Linked DNA regions of Mus musculus: region 2 is linked to region 1. Evidence: chromatin loops called from intact Hi-C (ENCODE). Cell type or tissue: heart. All regions are shown on one strand. Links, peaks and the distances in the headings refer to the core of each region. The heading gives the core; the rest is flanking DNA.

Region 1 (7,618 bases), core at 1,316-6,315:
TAGAACTAGGAAGGGACAAAATCAGGATCTATGCACAGGCCAACTGGCCTCAGAGTTGTGACTTTTGGCTGTCATTAATCATACACAATGGTAACAGAGAGGTTGTTTGTGCCTTAGCTATTCATTCATTCAATCATTCACTCACTCATTAAATCATTCATGCATTCAATGTGAATTATTCACCCTCCATATGTTGATTAACTGGTGATACTCTGTATATGATGGGCACATTCCCTACCAACATAGAAAATACAGTCTAAACTGACCCCTTAGCTAAGTCATCCCAGACTTTCTTCCATGACTCGTACAATGAGGGATAGTTGTAAGCTGGGTTTATTCAGTAGATGAAAACTGCATACAAAAATGCAAGAATTTAAGGGAAGGCCCAAAGAGAATTGAGGTGACATTGTTTTGCCTATTATGAGGTACCCGGATACATTTCACTTTTCTGTTGTGAGTATAGGATGCATGTGTATACCACATGTTTCCAGTAGCCCCGGAAGCCACCAAAGCCCCTTCCTGCTTCCAAATTCTGTGAACAGATGTGTGGTCTTGCCATCTGAACCATATCACTGACATCTGGGTCCTGATGAGCCAAACATTGTTCCTGTTCCATTCCAAACTTAGGACCAACTTATACAGGGGGGACTCAGCCCATGAAGGGGGACAGGGTATCAGGAAAGGGTCTCTTTCTCTTCTCAGCATCTTGGTTAGAAGTCACTAGACGGAGGTGACACTATGTGTTTTATATCTGCTGTTTCCATTTCAAGTTTCTGGGAACTAGTGTCCATCTGTAAAACACGCTGCAAGATTTCCTAAGTTTCACATGCATACCATTGGCAGCACTCTACTTCTCCGAGTGGACAGGTCTCTTCAACATTTCATTCATTCATTCATTCATTCATTCACTCATTCATTCATTCACCTGTGTCTTTATTGACCAAAACTTTATTAAGGGGTAAAGAACACACAGCTGGAAGGCTAGAGTTTGCCTAATAGACACAATGTTTGGAAAGGAGTACAAAGCCCAGTAATGGATGTTGAAGGGGCCGATTGATGGATGTGTGAACAAAAAAGGGTTAGAAAACCATTATGTTTTTACTTCAAGAGATTGCTTTTAATTGAGAATGTATTCAAGTATAGTATTCCAAGTTATCCTTGAAGGATGGGAAAAAAATTAAAACTGAATCAAAACTAATTTGTCTCATCAGGATCCAGCGAGTTTATAAAACGAATCCATTGACTTAGAATCTCCCAGTTTCATCTGCTTTTGCTCAGGGTCATAGTCAAGATGACTGATTATCCTGGAAAGGGCTCTGTAGCCTATCTCATAAACAGAACAAAACACATCACACTTGGTCAGAAAGCAGGCCAAATCCTCCCTCTCCAGAGGCTGGGAAAGTTGAGCTGCGGTTGAGATTTGGCTGCAAAGAAAGAAACAGTCAAAATGAGGGCTTAAACTTGGGAGGCTCAAGGGAGAGTGGGTGGTGTGTACCTACCTTGAGGGCCCAGGATTCCAGAAGTATGTTAGGACATGGGCTCACTCCAAAGCTTATCAAAGCAGGCTCTTAAGTTCTGACAACTCTTAAAAGTGCTACAGATGTTTAGCCAACTCAGAAGTTTCAGGAATATCTGATTTCTTACACTTTGCTTCCAAATGTTTATCCACACTATTCCATGTAGAACTTTAGGTGATCTGTTACTAAACCCTGGTTTGGGAACCTGGGTTTTTGGGTTCACTTCTGCAGATGAAATGTGTACCAAAGTCCTTCATAAGTCTCCCCCCACCATCCTCCACAGATCCCTGCCCATCATTGGCCTGCACAGCTGTCCAGTACTGGTCTTTCCCCTCCCCTAAGCATTGAACTGGGTCCCTTATGGGTCTCAGCACTTTAAAATAAATGTCTATAGAAATTTCAAGTCTATCATGTATCTATCAAAATCCTCTGAGATCCCTGCTCTTCTCTTTGCTTTTAGGTATCTGTTTGACTGAGCCCAATAATAGTTGACAGTAAAGTGAATTTCCCCAAAATATAAACAACTCTGTTATTTTCTTGAGTTTCATTCTTTGCCATTTATTGAATGCCAACATATGCCAAGCATGGCCACCCAGCGTAACAAACAGTAAAGGTGAGACAGAGAGGCTGTGTTGTCAGTACAACACAAATTTAAGTGATGTGGCACACTGCGGTGGTAGTCTTTGTAGATGCCTGGAGTTAGATGGTTCAGTCTAAGATTCCAGGGAACCAGTCCAATGGAAGGCTGCTTACCCTATAGGTTGAGAGTTGAGAGTGGAAAGGATTGGATTGAGTCTGATTTTTCTGATTTCTCTCTAATTATTGAGGTCCATCCTCTTTAAACGGGCACTAAGCAGGCGTTCTAACATAACCAATACATTTGTTTATCCAAAAAGTATATATAGTAAGAAGTTAGGAGAAAAATTCCATTCCACCCATTCACCCCCTCATCATTATCTCTTGTCAAAAAAAAAAAAACCAAAAAAACCAAAAAAACTGTTCTTCTTCAGGATTTCAGAAGCCACAGGCTGTAACTCCAAGGTCAGTGTCTGCACTCATCCCAGCTCCCTTCTCCCTTTCATCCCCACAAGAGGTTTGAGGATAGTTGGGTATTTTTCTTTTTATTCTCTTAAGATGGAAAATCCTGAAGATTGACTCAATATTGAGTAAGAAAGAATATTTGAAACTAAAATTCCGTGCACACAAGTGAATGCAGTCTCCTTTCTTCATCCACATCTTCCACGCATTTTTGGTTTTGTAGAGAGCAATGAGGTACTTGGAGCAGTGAGTCAAATATTTCCTGCTCCTTGGCAGGTAGGGCTGACATTTTTGATCTGATGTGACGGGTTTAGAAATGAGCCTAGTGGACATGGGTGGCATAGGTTTAGAAGGCTTTTGCGGGGCCTGTTTTGAAAGGATATATTGAACCAAAAGAAAAGAATACTCCATTTAACCACGTGCTTTCTTCTCAGTCTGCATAGCAGAGAGTTTCAGACCCTTGATGTTTCTGAGTATTTTGCAACAAGGCCCTCCTCTTCTCTTGCTACCATACAGCTTTGTGTACAGGTGACTACTGTGGACAGCCAATGCAGAACTCAATGGAAGTCGTTGCCTGATGGGACGGCTAATGTGGTTGCAGAAGGAAGCAAACGGCCTTTCAGCAATCCCACATAGTTACTGATATTCGCATGGGGGAAAGCCAGCGTTTCTGTGTGAACAGAGGAAATTGCCTCATGTTAATCCCTGTGCCTTCAAAAGACATTTGGGATGTGGGACTCCTGCTAGGGTTTCATGCAGTAATATATAAAATATGCACTTGACCAAGAGCTTGCAGTTTTGACTAATGGGATTATTAGCCAATGAGTAATATGCTAAGTTTGCCAAGTCTAAGTTTATGGCTGGACCTTTGAAAGCCAGAACTCCATGTTCCGATAGTCAGAGGCATTCTAGTCTTGCAAGTTCAACCCTAATTAGAAAAAAAATACTAGGGAGTTATTATTTTTGATCAGAAAACTTGAAGTAGTGAGGGTCTTTTTGTTTATTTGTTTATTTTAAAGACTACAAATGCTAATATTTTGGAAGGATTCTTAGGGCATGTTAGGGAGTAAACCTTTTTGGAAGTAGAACATTTGAGAAGGGTCGGTGGTATAATTGAATAATGTAATTTGATCAAAAGAGAAACAACTTTGATGAAGTAGTTTATTACTTGCATAATTTTTCTTACCAAACAGAGTGCACAGCTACCAAGGCAGAGGACAAATTAAGGAGACACAATATCCAATCCAAGTTTGGCACACGAGAGAAAACACCTGGCTGACTGATTTCATTGTTTGCTTTCCAGCTAGTGTGCTTGGTGTGGTAGAGACACTTTGTGGGTTTCCTGTCTTTAACAGGCTAGTCGCCACAGATGACTACCTTGGAAAAAACATGATCTAACACCGAGATGACAGCCAGGTCTCAGCAGAAGGATACAATTTCTTTTATATATATATATATATATATATTCTATGCACATATATGTATATATGTTTATACATGTACACACACACACATATATATTCATATATATTGACAATTCTGTAATTCTGTTGCTTTGTTCTATTTTTAGCTGTGTGTTTAAATAATTTCAGGAATAATTGTTTTTAATTGTCTTTCGTTGTAGGCAGCACAGTTGAGAGTAAAATGAAGAGCTCATGAGGTCATGCAGCCTTTTCTTATTCACACACATTCTGCTACGTATGTGTGAGGGTTATCAGCATCTACCCCAGTTTCATTCACCATTTTCCCTCTGGCCTTCATGAAGTTTGCTTTCTTCTCTACAGACACAGACTAGCTCAGTTCAATGGTGTTACTCTGCTGTTAGACTGCTTACATCATGTTTAGATTTTTTTTTTAAAGACTATGTCTCTCTACCATGGTTCATGAGTTCCATTTTTGGGAGGCATTGATCCTAAATCTTGTGCTTTATTTTTCTCATGGCATTGAGTGGGTAGAAACAAACTCTAGTTCCTAATTCACTTTAAAGAACATGACCCCCCCCCCACTTTGTTCCTATTTTCTTGTTAAAACTAAATTGTGTGCAATTTGTAGGAAATTGAAACCACATTTTTTTCACTTTTAACTTTCCAAAATTAAAATTTATGGGGGGGGGGAAGCAATAAAGTGCTTACGAAATGGTCATCTATAATTATCTTCGTGGGTTGCACACATTTGAGGAAAATGACTTGGAGACCCTATCAAGGTTTTACAACCGCAGGACACTGGGCTTCTCACCAATCTCCCAGTCTCCCAGTCTCCCAGTCTCCCAGTCTCCCAGTCTCCCAGTCTCCCAGTCTCCCAGTCTCCCAGTCTCCCAGTCTCCCAGTCCCCCAGGTGTTGGAGCCAAGATTCACCTCCAGAAAAGGCTAAAGCTTACACTACACATTCAAACATGCAGTGTGCGCAGAGGCCCTCAGGAGTGCTCACAACACAACTAGGCAGGATCTCAACAGGTTTTCCCCTTTTGTTCCGTAGCGACTGTTGTTATAGTGACATTTACCATGTAGACCGCTTCTATGGCTAGTTCTGGACTTGATGTCAGTTCCTGTAACGTTCTTGTCACGCTCTACCTGGCCGTGGAAACCACAGAACCAGTTACATGAACTGCCTGTTTCTGGTTGCTGCTGCTACTGTTTTGGATTCTGAGTTCAGGGCTCTCTTCCTCCCAACCGTTCCTATGAAACGTTCTAGAAGACATTCAAGGTCTGAGCTATGATTTGTTTCCATCTTGGAGGAAAAAAGTGTTTATACTTGTCTGCTCTTTTGATATGGACATTATGGTTTCCACATGAACAAGAGTACATTTTCTAGTCTGAAAGCATTGATGTTTCCACATTAGTTTTTTGATATTATTGTTGTTGTTGTTGCTTGATTCTTTTGGTTTGGTTTGGTTTGGTTTTCTTTTTGTTGTTTGTTTGTTTGTTTGTTTCACTTTTGGTTTTGTTTTAGAAGAAGTCTCCCTGGCTGCCCTGGAACTTGTTATGTAGACCAGCCTAGCCTCTAATTCACAGATATCATCCTGCCTCTGTTTCTGGAGTGTTGGGGTTAAAGGAATATATCACTCTACTTAACAATCAATGACAAATGTATCAAACCATGCCTACCTTGAGGTAATATGTTTAGAAGTAGTATACTTGATGTGGATGTGATGAAGTCATTCACTCAATTCATTCATTCTTTTCTCCCACTGAGTAAATATTTATGGAATACCTTCTTGGTTTTATGTCTTAGATGAAACTCTAAATATAGAGTACTCAATACAAAGCTACAAGTAATACTTGCACTTAGCAACTTAGTCATTGAACCTTAGTGCTACCATCACCATTACAGAGCATCAGGGTGGATATGTGAAGCCTTACCAGGCGCCTGGAAGTACCTAATGACTTAGTTTCACCAGCAAATGACAGCCATGCCCAAGAAAGGCTTCTCTGACCACTTAGAGAAGGGCAATGATTTGACATGTATTCTGACCATATTTGGCTCTTCGTTATAAGGACTTCTGACCAACGAACTCAGATTCATAGGATTCATTTAACAACAATGTCAGTACTTATGTGCTGTCTGCTTCTAAGAGTTTACAAATGCAGAAGCATTGGCTCGAGCACGACTCGGCCACAAGTACTGCCCTGATGCTACAGATAAGGAGAAGGAGGCAAGAAGGGTTGAGTCATCTGCCAAGTATTTGGACAGTGTGACCACAGGAGCCACTATCTGCCAGTGTGACCCTAGAATCTACCATCAAATCCTAACATTATTTCCAACTACTTCAAGATTTCCATAAGCTTGCAGCCCCTTTGCAAGTGAGTGTCCCACACTTGGCATGTAGCAGGAATGTGCATGAGACTCTCTAGCTTGCTAATGGGCAGTTCTCACTAAAGCTCTGGCCCAGGAGTCCTTGGCTGGAGAACACCCTTGAGGTCTCACAAGCCAAGGGTAGGAAGAGTGGCTACTAAGCCTGCTAGTGAGTCCAAGTGCTCCTCTCACACATCTCTGGATGATTTGCTCAAGGAAATAACAATCATTTCCATTTCAAAACACCATTCACAAAATAACGTGTGCTAATTATGTAGCAAAACAGAGCAAATAAACAAACAACCCCCCCCCCAAAAAGCAAAAACCAAGAGAGGATAAAAGGGTACAAACTCACCCAGTACTCATCACCCAGTAATGGCAATGCCTCCCTGGACTTCTCTGTTATTTTTCTATGTATAACAAACACAGGCAAACATCTTTTTTTGTTTTGTTTTGCATCTGTGACTATATTGTACTGTGTGTCTATTCACACATGCAGCTTCATCTTCTGCTTTATTTAATATACCCCTTTCCTCACACACTAAGTCTTCTCCATAGCACGGCATTGAAGAGAAGCATAATTTCACACAGTGTAGACTTACTGTATTCTCCCACCGGCTACTGCTAACTAGTTAAGCCCATCTTTCACATATAACTGCATTATGATGCGCTGTGTGCTTCCTTTTCTAACTTGATGCTTTAATAACCATTGTAATTTCCTACAACTAAATTGTTCTAAAGCATTTGAACACTTAAATTTTTTTCCTACATAATTCTTTTTTTTTTGAGGGAGGTAGATGCCTTTCAAATAAAACATATTTGAAATAATTTTATTTTCTATTATAGTATTTGTACCATAAAATAATGTCATAAAGTATAGAACAGTGGAAATAAAATATGCCCACATGTATACAAGAACTCACAATTAGCCTACAAAATTATATCTAGCCATAAAGTAAGCATGCTAAGACCCTAGTATTTATATTAATACAGCCGGCCATACTTGTTAATGTATAAGTGTTTAATCTATCGGTACCCCCTCTCTTTTTTATCACCCAACTGCAAACTGGGTTCATTTTAGATAATTACCTTCAGTACTAAATGTATATTATCTGCCCAGTTAGGAAATAGATTGGAGGGAATTCAGAAATCAATAGTAATAAAGTAAACAGAGAGAATAGAATCTATTTCCGCTCTTACTATTTATTTGAATCTACTCTTCTAGAGACAGGGTCCCTGTCTAATGGATGTTGGACAGAGGACCACAAATA
Region 2 (7,618 bases), core at 988-5,987, 48 kb after region 1:
GTGAGGACACCCAGTGACTTCTGCCTGACATCACATCTGTCAGGCTGAGAAACTTTGAACATTTAATTTCCATTAATTGATTTCCTCAGCGCTCACAAATACAGTATTAAATTCCCAAATAGGCCCTCAGATGGGATGGTTTTATCTGCATAAATGCAAATAAAACAATAAACACAGAGCCCGGATGATTTGAATATTTGCCTCTGTAACATTTAATTATTCATAAACCACTCATGTTGAAAAATTCCGACAAAATAAAAAAAAATAAAATAAGACATTCAATGGCTGAACACATTTTGTGGTGTGGCTGCTGGTAACTAATAATGTCCTAACAAATGGCAATGCTCCTCTATATTTTACCCCTTTCTTGTTAACTGCCCCCCCCAAAACTCCCCACCTCTAAATACACATAATGATCGCATTTGCCAACGAGATTAATTGCCTTCCTTGGTGAGCCAGCAGGATTTCAAGTCTAAGAATATTTAAAAATCAAACCTCCAGTGCAGGAATTTTGCAATTTAAATGGGTGTTATTATTGAGCGCATTCTCGCATTTACAAATCCTAAGAGATGGATAAAAATGCTGGTCTCATTAAAAGAAAAAAGTACAGTCTAGCAAATGTTGGGGAGAACTCTGAAATGTGGATGAGGCCTCTCCATTCTCCTCTAGTAAGAACTGTGCCCATTTAGACCCATGCTGACTTGGCCTGATGATAAAGAGTCATTTCCCCCATAATGGCTATCCCTGCCTATGACTGATTTGGTCGCCAGATCACCAACTTTCCAAATCTAAGAGACCAAGCACCAGTCAGGCCTAAACTGCTCTTCAGACCTGGTAGCCTTTTTCCTCTGTGAATGATTCCTTCGCAGGGGATGCAGTAGATAGAGTACGATGTATACATAGTATTCACTTTGCCTAGTTTCCCACTTGCGTCTTCACGTCCAATTTGCTTATGTGTTAAAAAAAAATGTTATAAGTCCCTGGCCTTATGTTATTCTGTCAACTGAAAGATGGAAAGATGTGAAGAATCCTGTGCAACCCAAAGAAATATATGAGGTTTATTAAGTGACATAAACAATATAGTACTCAGGAGTATCCAGGACATAGAGGCAAAAGAACGGTGCATATGAAATCAGTAGCCTTGACACTGCCTTCTGAAGTAGTCAGGATGGCTGAAGTCTTCTCTGCATGGATTATCTGAGTGAGTCCTCTCTACTGCCAGACACATCAGAGCTCCCTGCTCACTTCACAAACATTGGTAGAAGGCTCCATGAGAAGTGAGAATAGAGAATTTGGAACTTGGATTTACAGTTAGTTATGTGTTTTCCACCGATGCTGCACGTGGTGGTTTTCTTGTCTACATGACCTTCTGCCTACTGGAGTCTGTATGGTAGAGCATCCAGACACAGCCACATCCAGACCCTATAGCCTCTTGGAGAGAAAGAGGGCTTATGCATACACACTACCAACTGCCCAAACCTAAAATCACGGTGCTGGCTTTGCCTACGATTTCCCCCTTTTCTTTACAAGTCCCATTCCTTCCTTGGTGATCACATCCACTCAAACTAGCCTCTCCCTGTCCCCTCCATCCCCACATGCTATGTTAACACCTTATCTAAGCCAGAGGTAGAAGACTTTCCTTGACAGCTCGTTATAAAATCCTCCCCTCTCAATGTCACTTCTGCCTCTCCAGAGGTGGCTGCAGGTGCCTTCATCCCTCCTGTGCTGTGCTATCCCTGATAAGATAGGATTAGGCTTTTGTCTTCTTGCCTGAAAAAAAAATCAAAGGATGGAGGCTCTGTGTTTATTTCCAAAACATGCTCCATGTGTTGGGATCTATGGTACTGAATGAAAGATATCACCACCTCATCCCTGGAAACCCTCTGTGACACTGGTGACTAGCATATTAATGGGCATGCAGTAAGCCCACAGTATAATCATGAAGGCTACTAACTTGAAGGTAGTACATGCTAAATACCAAGTGATGAAATTAGGGGTGGTGGGATCCTGAGAGTTTAGGGAGAGCCTTGCCCAAGAATGGTCAACAGCAGAGTAGCCAGGTCAGACCTCTTGCAAGCCTCCTTGTCTCTGGATGTAACTCTCTCCTCTCATTGTAACCCTCAGTTGTGCCATCCAGCCCCACCATGGCCTCATCTACAAGCCTCCCCTCCAACTGCAGTAGCTCCTCTGGCATCTTCTCCTTCTCACCAGCCAACATGGTCTCAGCAGTGAAACAGAAGAGTGCTTTCGCACCAGTTGTCAGACCCCAGACGTCCCCTCCTCCCACCTGCACCAGCACCAACGGGAACAGCCTGCAAGGTAAGTCCCAGAGATCCAAGCAGGTGTCTCCCTGTTGCTGTGAGTGGGGTATGGGGATGGGGGTTAGCCCCTGGATCTACTGGCTTCTCTCTGCCCTGACTCCTCTTTGCTTTTGTGTTAGTAGTGTCCAGTCTCAGCCACCAGCCCTGTTCCTGTCTCCTTGGTGTCTGTAGCATCCCTCTTCCTTCTCCAGGAACTTTGCTCCAGCTCAGGCCTTGCTGGAGAACACTATAGGCATTTCCTAAGCCACCATTTCTCTTTTGTTACTTCCCATTCTTTGTTGTTGCCTTTATCCGACCTGTGTTTTATAGATACTATCCTGTTCTTCATGGCAGAGTCTCTCCTGGGACAGGCCTTCCCCTGAAGTAGGTCACTCAGCCCTCTCTTCTTGTAGCTTGTGTCAGGATGAGACTGTGTAAAGATGTGTCAGGGAGGGGACAGCTGCAGTCCATTCAGAGCCCAAGGCTAAGGGACCAGTATAACAAATATCAAAGATCTCTTGAGAACCACTGAAATATTCCAGTTCATATTAAAGCTGTACAGTCTCCTTTCCACCAAGAAGCATGGGAAGTGTCAGGACCATCATGTTTTGAGCTAACCTTTTTCATTCATTGAGGGAGGAAAAGAAAAACCCAACTTTAAAAACATGCCAACTTTTTCCTCATGTTCTTTCTATGTGCTTAGCTCCATGAATGGTATCGGCTTCTGGGACCTCATGTGTCCCCCCCTACCCCCACCCCCAGCAGAATGATGACACAGATGCTCACAGTCCCTACCTGTAAAGATGAGAAATCTCAAGGTGGAGAGAGTTTGCAATATTGCTTGACTCCTCCCATCTGGTGTGTGACAGTCATTGGCATCAAAATCAGGCCAAAAATTCATCTCTTTCTCGGACTTAACACTTTCCAAGAATGTTATCCCAGATTCCCAAGACAGCTTGCAGGGAAATAAGATCAATAAAATCATCAATTACCATCTATTTTTTTTTCTTTCTTTTTTCTTTCTTTCTTTTTTTTTTTTTTTTTTTGTTTGTTTGTTTTTGAGACAGGGTTTCTCTGAATAGCCCTGGCTGTCTTGGAAATCACTTTGTAGACCAGGCTGGCCTCGAACTCAGAAATCTGCCTGCCTCTGCCTCCCAAGTGCTGGGACTAAAGGCATGCGCCACCACGCCCAGCTAACCACCATCTATTGAGCACCAAACAGTATGCCAGGTGCTCCGCTAAGCATAGAGCAGGCTTTGTCTATTTAATCCCCACAATGTCCTGATGACGTATGGGGGCCATTAGATCAGTACAGTACCTGGAGATCGAGCTTAGGGAGGGTAAATACAGGTCACAGACATCAGGCAGACAGTGGAGGTGGAGGTGAATGAAAGCCACGGGATTCTGCCCCTAGTCCCTGCCCTGTGCCACTCACTACAGAGCCTGACTTCCATGACCAGCACATCACTCGTAGAGGGCAACTGTGGAGAACATAGGATGGTCAGAAGGGCAGTGACACACCTGGGATTTCGCAGCTTTATTTCTCTGTGGAAGCGTATGCCCCATTTAACATATAGACACACATTACATTCTGGTTACTCTCTGCTGAAGTAAGCACACACTGGTTTTCCCAAGACCTTCAGAGCTCAGTTCAACCCTCAATGTATAGAAGGGTACAGTCAAGCTTAGGTCTCTTAAGGGACCTAGTGAGGACACGTTGGAGTCAAGATTGAACCAACAACCCCAGAGACAGAGCAACTACATCATTGTGCCTCTCTATCTCTGGCAGAACTTTTTTAGAACATTCCTCAGAACCTATGGGCAGATTGCTTGACATAGCAAAGTCAGGGCTTAGAATAACTTGCCACAAAGAATACACATTGGGGGACCCATGGCTCCAGCTGGATATATATTAGAGGATGGCCTTATCTGGCATCGCTGGGAGGGGAGCCTCTTGGTCCTGTAGAGGCTCAATGACCTAGGATAGGGAATTGCTAGGATGCTGAGGCAAGAGTGGGTGGGTGGGTGGGTGGGGGAGCACCCTCATAAAGGCAGGTGGAGGAAGGAGGGGATAGGAGGCTTGTGGAGGGGAAACTGGGAAGGGGAATAATATTTGAAATGTGAATAAATAAAATAACCAATAAAATAATCAGAAAAAAAGACATATACATACCAGTCTATCATCTTAAAGAAAGGTGGGAACTATTTTACTATGGAACTTACATCTCAGGCAAGGTAGACAGACTAGGATATCTATCAGCTAAAAATAAATGCCCCCCCATTGTTCACCCAGCTAGAACAACTAAACTTTCATATAGAGTGAAGTAATGATGCTACATATGGGGGGGGGGTAAAGTTATAATTCTTAAGCTAACAATATCAACTTTGGTTAGTTTCTTAGTTGGGGTTACTATTGCTATATTGAGACACCATGACCAAAGCAGCCTGGGAAGGAAAGGGTTTATTCAGCTTATACTTCCATGTCACTAAGAAGTCATCATCATCATCAAAAAAAAAAAAAAAAAAACAGTGAGGACAGGAACTCAAACAGGGCAGGAACCTAGAGGCAGGAGCTGATTCAGAGGCCATGGAAGAGTCCTGCGAACTGGCTTACTCACCATGGCTCATTCAACCTGCTTTCTTACAGAACCCAGGACTATCAGCCCAGGGATTGCAGAAACCACAATAAGCTAGGCCCTCCTCTGTCAATAATTAATTAAGAAATTGCCCTCCAAGCTTGCCTGCAGACCAATATTTTGGAAGCAGTTTCTCAATTGAGGTTATCTCCTCTAGAATTATTCCACCCTATGTCAAGTAGACACAAAACTAGCCAATACATTTAGAGTTGATATCAGGACCAAGATGCAAGGGAGGGTTGTGATAACCAGCAGAGGGGTGTTGGACTTGGAAGGCATGGGGTATAGCCCATGCACACTGCGATACAATGACCCTGCCTTTACCATTTAGGGGTTTGTGTCCCTGAGGGGACATTACTGCTGGACTCTCCTATAACTCCATGCTCTTTGGTTCTCCCAATGCTGTCATGTGCAAATGCCACACTTTGAAGACATGACACTATTGGAAAAGTGAACGGTGAAAGGAAAGTTCAATTAACCAAGACCACTTTCCTTAAGCTATTGCTCTGGTCTCTCCCTCCCTCCAACCTACATTCATAAAGGGCCACCCTGGAACCTTCTCACCCTCTCTGCGATCTCGCCAGTAGGACAAGCAGACTCAGCCATAGTGTTGCCATGTACACTGGTTTTGTTCAGAGATCTATTGCACAGATCTTAGAGTGTCCACTGTGTAATGCAACCTTCTGACAGTGGCCTTTCAGACATGTCTCGCCTCATCTTTCAGTTTTTGGCCCTCCTCTTTTCCCACTGAAGAGACTTTGTTGGGCTCTGGATCTCTGGAGATGGGCTGAGGATCTTAGCACTATTTCATGCTTCCAATGCCTGTCCAGCCTGTAGTAGGACATTTCACTTTAACTCACCCAGTTAACTTCCACCATTCATTCAGAAAGGACAAGTGCCTAGAGAAGAGTTGGACATGCAAATTGACCATGTAAACAAGATTAGATGCCACACATTTGGACTGCTTATATTGTTTAAAGGCCTATTTACCTCCAACTATCACTGTTAATTGAACATCCTTCATTTTGTTAAAGCTTGCTCCTTCACCACCCTTTTGTCAGCAGGAGATCTGCACCATGACTGGGTGTGGTGTGAGAATGGAGAGTCACGCCAGCAACATGGAAACACTTGCTCCCAGCCTGGCTTATGCCCTGACACAAGGATCCTTCCCTAGTGCTCTTTTAGGTGGCTGCTTATTTCATTCACTTTATAGATGAGGACATGGAGACAGGAAGCTGAGATGACTTGTCCATAGTAACTCAATTAGCAGATAGAGGAACCCCAAGCATTCCCTCAGCTCTTCAACCTCCAGCATGTTTTGCCATATTCAATCTGAGCCACGAGGTTATATCCATGTAGAGGAACAAGGTCTAACAACTTTGAAAGCAACTTCCCTATATGTGGAAAGACACAATACCCAAGTTAGTAAGACAGATCTACCCAAGCGAGGCTGACTCCCAGCCATGGACTGTAGAGGAAAATAACATGAAGCAGAATCAGCCTATTTCACAGGCTAGCTGACTTTCAACTGTTTTTCCAATGAAAAGTAACTAGGTACTCCAGACCAGGGAGAGCATTGTTTTAAGCTGAGAAGCACCTATACCAAGAGTGTGTATATAAACAATGTGTCACTTTATCTGTTACCTGGGAAATTTAGCATTTCTTTATAAGGAAAGTGAGCTCTCTCTATTAGCAATTTTGAAATATTTGGTTGGTTGCTATCAGTGGGACTCCTGTCTTTCTATTTGCCTGTCCACTGTACCCATTGGCCATCTTTTGCCATTCCTCTCTGCCCCACTTCCCTGCTATGGTGACAGCATCCTAGTCTCTGCTTCTGGGAGATCAGCTTTGTAGCCTGTACGTATAAGTGAGGATAGTGGTTCCTGCCTTTCTGAGTCCACCTCATTCTGCTTAACATAAGATCCTTCCTCACATTGCTGATCTGCAATTGGCGAACTCGCAGATGCTGAGTTCTCGGATGTGCAGAGCCAACTGTCCATCTTGCTTGCTAAAGGCATTTGCCTGCAGAGCTTTTTCCCATGAACTAAGCCCAATTAATGCCATGTGTTAAACTCTGGATTGACTGATAAACATGTAGAAAAAGATCCACCCATTCTTATCACGATGAAGTCATTGATAACTCTTAACCATGGACTCCTAAGTAAGTCTGACTTTCTAGCCCAAAGGCTTGAGTCACCAGCTTTATTCAGCTCTTGTCCATGGAAATAAATGTCTTTTTCCTTCTAAAACAGTTGTCCCCGAGAGCCTGAAGACTTCGGAGTCAGGACAGAACCATCACACGGCACCAAAATGTCCACTAAGATAGAAAAGAAGATCAGGGAGATTTTGTGAAGTAGTTGTCATAGCAATTCCCCTTCTTATACCTTGTTAACATTCAGGCTCCTCTTGACCCTAAATATTATGTACCTGAGTATCAACTGTTACAGAACTGTTCCCCCCATCTCCCTCTCCCCCTCCTCTCCCTCTCCCTTTCTATTTCCCTCCCACTCTCCCTCTCCCCTCCCTTCCCCCTCCACATTCAGTTTATAGAAGGTCTTGCCTCACTCCACACCTGATGAGTCCATGATACCTATAGTTTGGGGAAACATTACATCCTTAATCTCTCCCAACTCTACGAAGCTTTCAACCAATGTCTTAGTTCTTATCAAAATGGGGAACCTT

What was found. Hi-C counts contacts between places; a loop is a spot of excess contacts. Peaks named below come from ENCODE experiments on the same cell type or tissue, not always from the same donor. Only the 100,000 strongest peaks of a DNase experiment are listed, where the experiment ranks them.
Region 2: a loop joins it to region 1, with 2.4 times the contacts of the local background. A loop is called at or near these places in 5 of 42 quality-filtered maps.

What each region holds. Positions count from the first base shown.
Region 1 is chr11:44,945,448-44,953,065 of GRCm38, forward strand. All of the region lies in intron 10 of Ebf1 (early B cell factor 1), which reads left to right. Among named protein-coding and RNA genes, the nearest start is that of Gm51859, 140 kb to the right of the region's middle. In heart, for the core only: no CTCF peak of the experiment used is centred there; DNase peaks (open chromatin) are centred at 1,404 and 3,224.
Region 2 is chr11:44,993,882-45,001,499 of GRCm38, forward strand. It overlaps Ebf1 (early B cell factor 1), which reads left to right. Exons shown (of 16, transcript NM_007897.3): 15 at 2,125-2,319. Among named protein-coding and RNA genes, the nearest start is that of Gm51859, 91 kb to the right of the region's middle. In heart, for the core only: no CTCF peak of the experiment used is centred there; no DNase peak of the experiment used is centred there.